3 separate regions of the Homo sapiens genome follow, and all the other regions are linked to region 2. The links are chromatin contacts, found by Hi-C or POLR2A ChIA-PET in ENCODE. All regions are on one chromosome and are shown on one strand. The core of a region is the stretch at or near the end of the contact, and the rest is flanking DNA. Distances in the headings are between cores, read along the strand shown.

Evidence for each region. Hi-C counts contacts between places; a loop is a spot of excess contacts on that map. ChIA-PET counts read pairs that join two places held with the same protein, here RNA polymerase II (POLR2A). Pooled maps may share reads with other maps.
Region 1: a loop to region 2 is called in a map of natural killer cell, with 19 times the contacts of the local background. The contact joins the promoter of ACOT9 here to the promoter of EIF2S3 in region 2. A Hi-C loop is called at or near these places in 10 of 168 maps with a recorded cell type or tissue (B cell, CD4-positive, alpha-beta memory T cell, CD8-positive, alpha-beta T cell and 7 more), 11 of 37 single-sample maps with no recorded cell type and 25 of 50 pooled maps. POLR2A ChIA-PET finds 5 or more read pairs at or near these places in 19 of 52 experiments (A549, B cell, CD4-positive, alpha-beta T cell and 14 more).
Region 3: a map of CD4-positive, alpha-beta memory T cell shows a loop between it and region 2 (15-fold over the local background). The contact joins the enhancer-like site here to the promoter of EIF2S3 in region 2. A Hi-C loop is called at or near these places in 1 of 168 maps with a recorded cell type or tissue (CD4-positive, alpha-beta memory T cell), 2 of 37 single-sample maps with no recorded cell type and 8 of 50 pooled maps. POLR2A ChIA-PET finds 5 or more read pairs at or near these places in 2 of 52 experiments (CD4-positive, alpha-beta T cell and HEK293).

Annotation. Positions count from the first base shown.
Region 1 is chrX:23,740,926-23,744,755 of GRCh38, forward strand. It overlaps ACOT9 (acyl-CoA thioesterase 9), which reads right to left and starts at 2,351. Exons shown (of 16, transcript NM_001037171.2): 1 at 2,200-2,351. The coding sequence starts at 2,219. RefSeq lists an enhancer at 1,881-1,930 and a silencer at 2,201-2,520.
Region 2 is chrX:24,053,072-24,056,998 of GRCh38, forward strand. EIF2S3 (eukaryotic translation initiation factor 2 subunit gamma) reads left to right here and starts at 1,885. Exons shown (of 12, transcript NM_001415.4): 1 at 1,885-1,966; 2 at 2,544-2,607. The coding sequence starts at 1,898. RefSeq lists a silencer at 1,234-1,443 and enhancers at 1,504-2,053, 2,074-2,143.
Region 3 is chrX:24,479,104-24,483,019 of GRCh38, forward strand. All of the region lies in intron 1 of PDK3 (pyruvate dehydrogenase kinase 3), which reads left to right. Among named protein-coding and RNA genes, the nearest start is that of PDK3, 16 kb to the left of the region's middle. Within about 2 kb of position 1,673, at least 16 of the 41 ENCODE cell types and tissues checked have a DNase peak (open chromatin) inside an H3K27ac peak, as active enhancers do; they include CD4-positive, alpha-beta T cell, where a contact is called at or near this core.

The sequences.
Region 1 (3,830 bases), core at 1,101-3,600, 310 kb before region 2:
GGACCTTGTAACTGAACCTTTCCAATCAAAGGAGATCAAGAAACTCAAGGCGGGGGGAGTGGGGAGGGACAGCATTAGGAGATATACCTAATGCTAAATGACGAGTTAATGGGTGCAGCACACCAGCATGGCACATGTATACATATGTAACTAACCTGCACATTGTGCACATGTACCCTAAACTTAAAGTATAATAATAATAATAATAAAAAGATGATTATTACAAAAAGACAAAAGATAACAAGTGTTGGTGAGGATGTAGAGAAAAGGGAACCCTCGTACACTATTGGTGAAAATGTAAACTGGTACAGCCATTTTGAAAAATAATGAGGCAGTTCCTCCAAAAATTAAAAATATAACTACCATATGATCCAGCAATTTCTCTTCTGGACATATATCCCAAAGAAATAAAAAAAGTATTTCAAAGAGAAAAAAAAAAAAGAAAACTCAAGGCCTCCATGGCCTACCTGGGGAGTCACATAACTCACCCTGGCTCAGCCCTGGGTCCCAAGCTTACAGCAGTTGGCAAGGAAGAGTGTTCAGTGCAATAACAGGCAATACCACTCATATGCCCTCCACTCTGAGGAAATAACCTCTATTTAGAGACTAAACAAAGGTGCCTCTTGCAAGTCTAAAAAAGAAAAGAAGCTACAAAGGTTGCCCACCAGTCAAAGAACCTAATCATCTCAGTCTATATTCATTTGTGAACTCCTCCTCTCACTAGACACTAAGAGATTATCCGCTTAAGGTTCAATAGTTTTTTGTTTGAGACAGAATCTCACTGTGTTGCCCAGGCTGGAGTGCAGGGGCGCGATCTCAGCTCACTGCAACCTCTGCCTTCCGGTTCAGGCGATTCTCCTGCCTCAGCCTCCAAAAGTAGCTGTGACTACAGACATGCACCACCACTCCCGGCTAATTTTTGTATTTTTAATAGAGACGGGGTTTCACCATGTTGGCCAGGCTGGTCTCGAACTCCTGGCCTCAAGTGATCCATCCACCTCAGCATCCCAAAACGCTGGGACTGCAGTCGTGCACCACCACACCCGGCCTCAATAGAATTTTCAAGAAAGGAACACAGGGTTATAAGAGAAAGCACCTGAACAAGACCATGGAGCTTTTGTAGAAGACCTTTCACATTGCAAGCTAAAGTCAACTGTGGCCCCTCTCATAATGACTTTCAGTCTGCCTTCAAATAGTTTAACAAAGGTTTTTTGTTTGTTTTTAAGTACTATAAACAAGACAGAACCCTTACAACTGATAACAAAGTCCCCAGGAACAGTGAGTGAGTGAGAGAGAGAGAGAGAGAGAGAGGGAGAGAGAGAGAGAGAGAGATATCCAGGACCCCCAAGAGAATTGATGGGGTTAATGTGAGTCAAAAGCACTATGAGTCACATCAGGGGGACAGGCCCACTGGCAGCGAGATAACTTCAGAAACTGGAGCAGGTGTGAGCCCCCTGGGATGCAGCCAGGCAGAAAACTTGGAAAGGGTGGCATGCTCGGGTGAAAGGGATTAGGGAGAGCTAGACACGCTCTGGAGTCTAAGGCCCTCAGGCCTTAACTGTGCCAGCTGGGAAGATTACATATACAAAAAGGCATCCTCCCTTACCCACGTGGCCCAATCAAAGCACCCAGCCTCTTATAAGGGCTTTGCGGCTCATTAAAGTTAAGTTCAAATTGGCACCAGGGTCCTAGACGCACAGTCCTAGGGTCCTGGGAGCCAAAAGGTACCCTGTAATCTCTGCCAATGTTACAACAAACTTAAGTAAGAGCCGAAGTAGGTCAAGCATTTAATCCTAAAAATGTTCTCCAAAGGAAGATGAAGGGCTAGAGGTAACATAGAACTCCAAATATTATCTTTCTGACAAGGGGCTACCCCGACGCGGCTACCAACCACACCCCGGATGAGCAAGGCCAAAGGAATTTTAGGGAACACCCAACTTCCTCCCTTAAAAGTGCTGCTTTGCTTTTAATATCAAACTCAGTGCTAGAAGTCGCCAAAGTGGGGGCGAGGTTCTCCCAACCAAAGGCCGGCGGGCTTATGTCCGGTCGGAGGTACAGTGGGCGAGCGCCCCTTATCATAGAGCCCAAATGCCCATGCGTGGCCCACTTCTTCCGCCGGGGCCAGCCCGAAGCTCTAGGGGAAGACGATGGCACCCCAGGCTACCGCCCTGCCAGCCCCTTCCACGCCCCGCCACCTACCGCAGTGCTGCCCGCCTCATTGCGCTAGGCTGCCGTGCGCGCGATGGAGAACCGGGCCCCGCGCGCTAGTCGGCGGAGGGAAACTGAGGCGATAAAAGACGCACGAGTACCAGACCGCGCCCTTGCTGAGGACAGCCCGGGAGCCGGACAGCGGTGTCCGGGGGCGGGACCGCGGCGTCCAGGGGGCGTGGCCGCGCTGTGCCGGGCGGACCCTACCCGTTCATTGGCGGGAGGCTGGAGTCCGCCTCTGCGGAGCTTCCCACTCAATCAGTTGTGCGGGTCGTGTTGCTACAGCGAGGACCGGCCTATTCTCGGTTGAGTAAACGAACCACGCAGCAACGCCAGGGCGTGACGTCGAGAAGAGGCCCGGCTCTGCCTAGTGGAGCTTGTCTCCTTTATCCTTGATCCCCGCGCCTTGGCTCCGTCTGTTCTTCCCCTTGGCTGCACATTGGAATCTCCTGGGCAACTTTCCAAAATACTGATACTTGGCCGGGCGCGGTGGCTCACGCCTGTAATTCCAGCACTTTGGAAGGCCTAGGCGGGCAGATCACCTGAGGTCAGGAGTTCAAGACCAGCCTGGCCAACATGGCGAAACCCTGTCTCTACTAAAAATTCAAAAATTAGCCAGGCGTGGTGGCAGACGCCTGTAATCCCAGCTACTCGGGGGACAGGCACGAGTATCGCTTGAACCTGGGAGGCGGAGGTTGCGGTGAGCCGAGATCGCACCACTACACTTCAGCTTGGGCGACAGAAGGAGACAATGTCTCAAAAAAAAAACAACAAAAAACTGATGCTTGAGACCCACTGGCTGGAGATTCTAGTTTAGTCCTGGGTGCGGTCTGGGCTTCGGGATGATGTCTAAAGATGCCCCCAGGTGATGCTAATGTAACCAAAGGCTAAAAACCACTGACCTAACAGGAAAAAATTGTTCCTCTCCTCTTCTCGGCCTGACCCCCAATGTTTGATATCTTGGGCGAGCTAGAGAGATTCAAGGCCAGAGAGTTTAAGATTATTTCACCCTACGATCTAATTCTCCATTTCTTTCAACGAATTATTATTGAGCTGTTTGCATTGTGCCAGGCACTATTGCAGAGGTTGGGGTTGCAAAAAGAAAAAAGGACAAAAATCCCCGCCCTTAAGGGGCTTGCCTCTTGATAAGGAAGGAAAACAAATCAACAAACAAGTTAGCAAATAACATGATCTCAAATATGGTAAAGCGGTTTAAAGGGGAAATAAGGTAACGAGTGGGGATCTTTTGAGAATATAAGCAAGTCTTGCTTTGCCTCTAAATACGGCAATTTCCTAAAAGGCAAGGGCCATATGCTTTTTCGCAATACCCCATACTTAGTAAAAATGTATTGATTTGAATTAAGCTAGCTTTCTGTTTTGAATCACTTCATGAGTTACACATGGAGCATGGTCTTCGGCTTTCTCTTTCTACTGAATTTTCCCTGCTTTTATCAATCTCACATCTGGAAGACTCCCCTTTTAGCCTACAAGGATCTCTCCTTCATTTTTGTTCACATTGTCTTTTCATTTTTGTCACATTGTTCACATTGTTCACAAGTCACTTTTCAGTGATTGTCTTGTTGGTTTTGGGTCAGCCATATTTCTTTATACTCTACCACACC
Region 2 (3,927 bases), core at 635-3,134:
ATACACACCATGGAATACCATGCAGCCATAAAAAGGAACAACATCATATCCTTTGCAGGGACATGGATGGAGCCGAAAGCCATTATTCTCAGCAAAGTAACGCAGGAGCAGAAAACCAAATACCGCATGTTACCACTTATAAGTGGGAGCTGAGTGGTGAGAACACATGGACACATGCGGGGGAACAACACACACTGGGGGCTGTCTGACGGCTGGGGGTGGGAGGAGAGAGAGCATCAGGAAGAACAGCTAATGGATGCTGGGCTTAATACCTAGGTGATGGGATGATCTGCGCAGCAAACCACCATGGCACACAGTTTACCTATGTAACAAACCTGCATATCCTGCGCATGCACCCCTGAACTTAAAAGTCGGGGGGAAAAAAAAGAGAGGTAGCAATTATCACCTTAATGAATTCCTTTCTTCACTTCTCATATTGCCCCTCATTTTCCCTAATTTCCCTCATTTTTTTCATTTATAATATATATATATTTTGAGACGGAGTCTCGCTCTGTCACCCAGGCTGGAGTGCGGTTGGCGCGATCTCAGCTCACGGCAAGCTCCGCCTTCCGGGTTCACGCCATTCTCCTGCCTCAGCCTCCGGAGTAGCTGGGACTACAGGCGCCCGCCACCACGGGCGGCTAATTTTTTTTTTTTTTTGTATTTTTAGTAGAGACGGAGTTTCACCATATTGGCCAGGCTGGTCTCGAATTCCTGACCTCGTGATCCACCCGCCTCAGCCTCCCAAAGTGCTGGGATTACAGGCGTGAGCCACCGCGCCCGGCCTCATAATATTTATTTCCTAAATAAGCTAACTTGATGACTACTTACAAGTATTCTAAAGTGAGCTTGGCTTCTCAGTATTCGTCATTGTGGCTTTCATATTATCTTTTCACTTCTCTTTACTATACTTTTGCATAATAGCTGTCTAACAAGTTTTTATGGAAATAAATTTATTGCAAACAAAAAAGGAAATAGCTGTTTATGATAAAATTTGTATAGAAATGCAAGGAGAAAAACAAATCACTCAACTGCTTTTCAACACGACGAAAAGTGGGTTAAGGTCTCAAAATTCTTTAAATTTTAAAATACCGATTTATCGGTAATCGAGGTTTTTTTGGATCTGCTTCTTTAAGAAAAAAAAAAACAAAACACACACACACAAACCAGCGAACTTCAGACGCTCTTACGACACCTAGCTATATTCACTGGGAACGCAATCTAACGTCACCAAGGCCCACCTCCCGGGCCCTAGAAATCGCTCTCTGGGAACAAGCTGGGGACTTTGATTTTGCTAGCCCTGCCCCTCTGAGCCCTTCACCAAACTTCCGCGCGGGGGCGCCCGCCCCACCTCCCGCCGGGGCTCAGCACGCGGCCTTCTCCCAGCCAAGAGCCCCGTCATAGGTGGGCGCCGACCCCGAGCCGATCTCGCTTTATTAAATTACAGAAATCGGTATTCAAAAAAAAAAAAAAAAAAGGGCGGGGAGGACACTCCCTCTTCTCTGTTCCCACACCCTAGCTGATTCCCAGGTTTCGGGAAACTCCACAGGAAACGGAAATGGTCTCTCCCAGGCCAGCGCGCGCGCCGGGTTGCATCACCCGCCTCGCACGGGCCGGCGGGGCGGGGGTTTGGTGGCTGCCCTCAGTATTGCCTGCACAAATATCTACCAGGTCTGCGACGAATAGCTCCAGCAACTTCGCACCGTGTTTTCCACTCAGCCTACCGACAGGCACTGTGCAGATTCAAGCGGAGAGATGTCCAAGCAGTGAGGCCGCTGCTGCACCGGCCATCCTGAGCCCCTACTCGGCCTTCCCGTCTCCGCTTCCCCGCCCCGCACTAGGACCCCTGCAGATGATCAGGCGGCAGCCGGGGTGATTTCCTTCCTCTTTTGGCAACATGGCGGGCGGAGAAGCTGGAGTGACTCTAGGGCAGCCGCATCTTTCGCGTCAGGATCTCACCACCTTGGTGAGGTTTTGCTTGGGGAGGATGCAGAGTGAGCTCAGGAGTGGAGGTGACCGAGCCTCCCGGTGGTATTGGGACTAGTCAGTGTCGGGAGCATGGGTCAGGAGCCTGGGTCAGGAGGGAGACCTGGAACTGGGCGCCCTAAGCCATGCTCGCGCCGCCTGTACCCAGGCCAGTCCACGATCTGGGCGCAGGCGTGTACGGTCGTGGGACTTCTAGCTTCTGGAGGGTTCGGCTGGAAAGTCTTGATGTTGATTGTCATGGTTTCAGCCTCTGAACGTCTGGGAAGGGGGTGTCCTGTCTGCATTACTTTTAGTGCTAATGTTCCCAAGATTGGGGGGATCTCTGACTTCCAGATATCCCCTAATAGTTGAGTGGAGGTGTAGTCTGTTGTGTAATGATGAAGGGCTCTTAACAGCTTCCCAGCCATAGGAGTACAAAGTTACTGATAGGGAAAAGGAGCTTTAGAAGTAGTGGAAAGCTGTGCAGATGGTGGCAAGATGTAGATAGCAAACGTAAAGTCAAAGGAAAAGTTCTCATTTGTTTTACGTGCAGTGTTTTAAAATATATTTCATTGCAGGATGTTACCAAGTTGACGCCACTTTCACACGAAGTTATCAGCAGACAAGCCACAATTAACATAGGTAAGAGTAACTTAAGAGACCTAACCTTGGTCTCCAACAATTAATTTTAACCTCACTTTTTGTGTGATTACTTGAATAGTATGAGGATTCAGATATTCAAGAAATAGATACTGAGTCCTTGTGAATAAAGCATCTGCTACATTTGCGGTGCAGGGGGAGCACAAAGAATGCTGCCCACATGTAGCTTACAGACTCGGTAAGAAGAAAAAATGGAGACATAAGAAAAGTTTAATAGCATAAGGCAGTATGTAGTCATATGTAGCAGAAGTTTAAGGAAGAGGTGAAAAATGTGGCTGTACTTGACACACAGGATTATTTCAAGGGCAGAATTTATGAAAGTTTTATTTGATGTACAAGCTGTGATTAAATAGAAGGTTTTTTTTCTTAATTGGCACCTAGAACTTTAGAGGAGAAGTTACGTTGACTGAGTGTAAATTTTGGACATTTTGAGTTTGTACAAACAGCACAGTTTGTACGAAAGTAAGTTAAAAAGTACAGAAGTAAGTTAAAAAGTAAGACTAGTTTTTAACCTAGTTAAAAAGTAAGACTCCACCATGAGGCTATTAAAGTTACAGTATTACAGTCTGGAGCTTTAATTTATTAATGCAAACAAAGCCCAAATAAGCCTACAGGCCTTGAACTACTGCCCCTGCATTAAAAATTTTGGTTGAGGTGACCTTGGAGCATAACCTAACCTCCGAACAACCTATGCTAAGACTATACCAGTTAAAGCAAATTACTGTGCATATATTGACCCAATAATTTGATCAACGGAACAAGTTGCAATTAAACTTAGGTTGTTTCCTTGTTTGTTCACAGATCCCTTTTTGTTGTGTCAGGGCCCATCATACCTGTTTAATCTGGAAATGCTGGAAGGTTCCTTAATATATAAAGTTCTGGCCGGGTGCAGTGGCTTATGCTTGTAATCCCAGCCCTTTGGGAGGCCAAGGCAGGTGGATTGCTTGAGCCCAGGAGTTGGAGACCACCTGGGCAACGTGGCCAAACCCCATCTCTACAAAAAATACAAAAAATTAGCTGTGCGTGGTGGTGCATGCCTGCAGTCCCAGCTACTAAGGAGGCCGAGGTCGGAGGATTGCTCAAGCCCAGGTGGTTGAGGTTGCAGTGAGCTGTGATCAGGGCATTGCATTCCAGCCTGGGCAGCAGCAGGAGACCCTGTCTGTCCCAGAGTATATTTTTTAAGTAAAGCTGTTAGTTACATGGAAGTTTCTCTTAAGTCCTATATGAGAACACGTTTCTAGTAGGAAGGGGTATGGAGGAGGAAAAATTGAAGTCACTGTTGGTTTTATGTTGATATTTACA
Region 3 (3,916 bases), core at 423-2,922, 430 kb after region 2:
CCTAGTAGGGTATAATGTTTCCTTAAGCTTGCTAGCAGATATTTCTTAATACCAGCCTGTGGATTTTGTATAACTTTGGTTAATTTCTCCTCCTGATTCTGCTGTTAAATAGAAAGCAAAGTGGTTATTGCTGTATTACTGTTCCTGCATTGGTCATGTGATGTGCTCATGTGAGCACTTTATTTGTAATAGACTCTTCTGGGAGGAAGCTGCTTGTCTCAGGGAGTCTCCTGTTCTCTAGAAATTGCCCTTCATGGCCAGGGTACTGCTTCTTTTGTTAGAGCTCCTTACATATTCTCTACCGTGTTATCTCTGGCCTACATACTCCTATTCCTGTTTCTTTGACCTGAGCTTGACTTCAGTGAAGCTATTGGAGAAGGAAATTAAAATGGACTCTTGGCTGGGCACAGTGACTCACACCTATAATCCCAACACTTTGGGAGGCCGAGGCAGGCAGATCACCTGAGATCAGCAGTTTGAGACCAGTCTGGCAAACATGGTGAAACCCCATCTCTAATAAAATACAAAAAAAAATTAGCCAGGCGGTGGCACGTGCCTGTAATCCCAGCAACTTAGGAGGCTGAGGCAGGAGAATCGCTTGAACCAGGGAGGCAGAGGTTGCAGTGAACCGAGGTCGCGCCACTGCACTCCAGCTTGGGCGATGGAGTGAGACTCCGTCTCAAAAAAAACAAACAAAAAAAAAAGGACTTTATATGGCACCTGAAAAAGATTCAATAGATTCGACTAGCACTTACTGAGTACTTACCAACTAAAACAGGATATCATCTAATTCTCACAACAGCCATGCCCATTTTACCAATTAGGAAACTGAAGTTCTGAGCGGGTAAGAAGATGACTCACACGTATAATAGGTAGTAGAGCCACATGTCTGCCCGCCTGATCGTCTTACCACCTCTTTATAGCAGAGAAAGTAGGTGAGGGATTGGGCGCAGTGTGTGAGCAAAACAAACTGGAGGAAAGGACCATCGAGTGCATTGTCACCGCCTCCCAAGCATTACCACATCCTGAAGCACAGCCGTTTCCTTCTCGAGTTTGTTTAGTTTTTATCTTCCCCATTTAAGATCATCTGAAAGTGAAAGGGAAAAAAAGAGCTGACACTGAAAAGTCTCTTACAGAGTACAAAGATGTTTGTGATCAGTTTCCCAAGAGGCTGAAATAAAACTCAAAGGTGAAAATAAAGACAACAGTACATGGGTAAATAAAAAATTGGGGATGCTTAATAGCCATTGTCTGGGCTTGAGGAGTTCTTTGATTTGTTTACCCTCATTGAATTTTCTATGATTAGATGCTAGTCCATGGTTCTCAGTCCTGGCTGCTCATGAGAATTGTCTGGGGAGCGCCTGAAATGAGTGACACCTGCTCCCTACATAAACCAATTAAATCAATTGCTGCGGGTAGGAGTCTAGGTGCTGGTGCTTTTGGGTTACCCAGGCGATTGTGTAATAATATTCTTCCAGAGTTAAAACCACAGTGTTAGAGCTGGTGAAATTTTTGCCCAAGAGCTATGAACCACTTTAGGGGATAGAGTCTGTGAGTGAGATGCCAAAGGTTAACACCGAAGTCATTCTGGAGTCCATCAGCATTAGTTGAAAGTTCTGGATTTGGAATGAAATGGAAACTAAGAAGCATTGGGAAATTGCCAAGGCATATTCATTGCCTTTGAGGAGCTCATAGATAAATGAGAAGCTGGGACAAATACATAAATTTACGTATGCTAGTCAGAAGGATGAATCATATAATTTTGTGGTATCTTTTTGCTGCTGTCCCTACCTCGCCCTTAAAGGTTTTTGAAATAAGGGTGGTTTCTGGGAACAGGTAAGGTGTTAACCCAATTGTCCTTTATCCAAAATGTTGTTGGAGGCTTTCTGGATGGAGATCACAAAGAGAAGAACAAAATGTAAATGTGCATACTCTTTTTCTTTTTCTTTTTTTTTTTTTTGACAAAGTCTTGCTCTGTCGCCCAGGCTGGAGTGGAGTGGCGCGATCTTGGCTCACTGCAAGCTCCGCCTTCCGGGTTCACGCCATTCTCCTGCCTCAGCCTCCCCAGTAGCTGGGACTGCAGGCGCCCGCCACTGCACGCGGCTAATTTTTTGTATTTTTAGTAGAGACAGGGTTTCACCGTGGTCTCGATCTCCTGACCTCGTGATCTGCCCGCCTCGGCCTCCCAAAGTGCTGGGATTACAGGCGTGAGCCACCGCGCCTGGCCCCTTTTTCTTGACTTCCACCTTTTTTCCTTGGCTGTTTACTCCTAGCACTGCTCTCCAGAGTTTTCTTAGAATTTATATTAGTAGGCAAGGTTAGTGTATGATAAATAACTGTATAGAGAGACAAACAAAAATCTTATCCTCTTAGACTAATTCAGTGGGAACTTGAGCTTAGAGACTGATGTGGTTTGGCTCTGTGTCTCCACCCAAATCTCATGTTGAGTTATGATTTTCAGTGTTGGTGGTGGGGCCTGGTGGGAGGTGATTGGATCATGGGGGCAGATTTCCCCCTTGCTGTTCTCATGATAGCGAGTGAGTTCTCATGAGATCTGGTTGTTTAAAAGTGTGTAGCACTTCTCCCTTTGCTCTCTCTCTCTCCTGCCACCATGTGAAGATGTGCTTGCTTCCCCTTCGCCTCTGCCATGATTGTAAGTTTCCTGAGGCCTCCCTATCCATGTGGACTGTGAGTCAATTAAACCTCTTTCCTTCATAAGTTACTCAGTCTCAGGTAGTTCTTTCTAGCCACATGAGAACAAACTAATACAGAGATCATCTGTAATCTTCCCAATTTTACACATGAGAAAGTAGAAGCCCCAAGTAAGGAAGAGACTATGCCAGTCATCAGCTAGTTTTTGGTATAACATCTTGGCCACCTCTTCCAAAGGGAACCAGAAATTATTCTTTTTATGAGGCCAAGGGAACTTACATTTGTGTGCCACTCTCTGCTAAACACAATAGTGGTTAGCTGTAATTCTCACAGCGTCCACATTAAGTGTTTCCATTTCTTGGATGAAGAGTCTAAAGCTTAGATAGTTTAAGTCTCTTACCTAAGCAAAGTTAGGGGCAAAGCCATGGTTAAAATTCAGGTAGAGTGAGGTTTGTTTGTTTGTTTATTTTTTGGAGACAGAGTGTTCCTCTGTCGTCCAGGCTGGAGTGCGTGGTGTGATCTTGGCTCACTGCAACCTCCACCTCCAGGTTCAAGTGATTCTCCTGCCTTAGCCTCCCAAGTATCTGGGATAACAGGCACCCATCACCACGCCTGGCTAATTTTTTGTATTTTTAGTAGAAATGGGGTTTCACCATGTTGTCCAAGCTGGTCTCGAACTCCTGACCTCAAGTAATCTGCCCGCCTTGGCCTCTCAAAGTGCTGGGATTACAAGCAAGATTGAGCTTTTAAACCTACGCTCTTTTCAGTTTAACATAGTATACCATTGTCCCCAGTGCAATTCTTTATAGCAAATATAGTCTCTATTAGCAATGCTGAGGTTTTGTCTAAATTTATTCTGTTACACAATCAGGAAATGGTATAATCTAATGCTTATCTAGTTTTATTATTTCAGAACTATCAGATTGATACCTACTCCACTTACTTACAATGAAATAATTCTACTTCTGAAAACCACTACTTGTTAGTCTGCATTATCATCTCTGGGAATATGAGAAGCAGTATATACAGACTTGTACTCCAGTCTTAATTTCTGATGCCTACCAGCAGTGTGAGCCTGGGCAAATCACTTAATCCCACTACACTTCAGTGTCCTTATCTACAAAATAGAAATGCTAGTGGCTAATCATAGGATGGTTGCATTGATGAGATTGAGAACGTATGGCATAGTGCATAACACATGGTAGGTGCTTGGTAGATGTTGGTTATGAATTTACTATGAGAAGTTAGTGACACAGCATTTCCT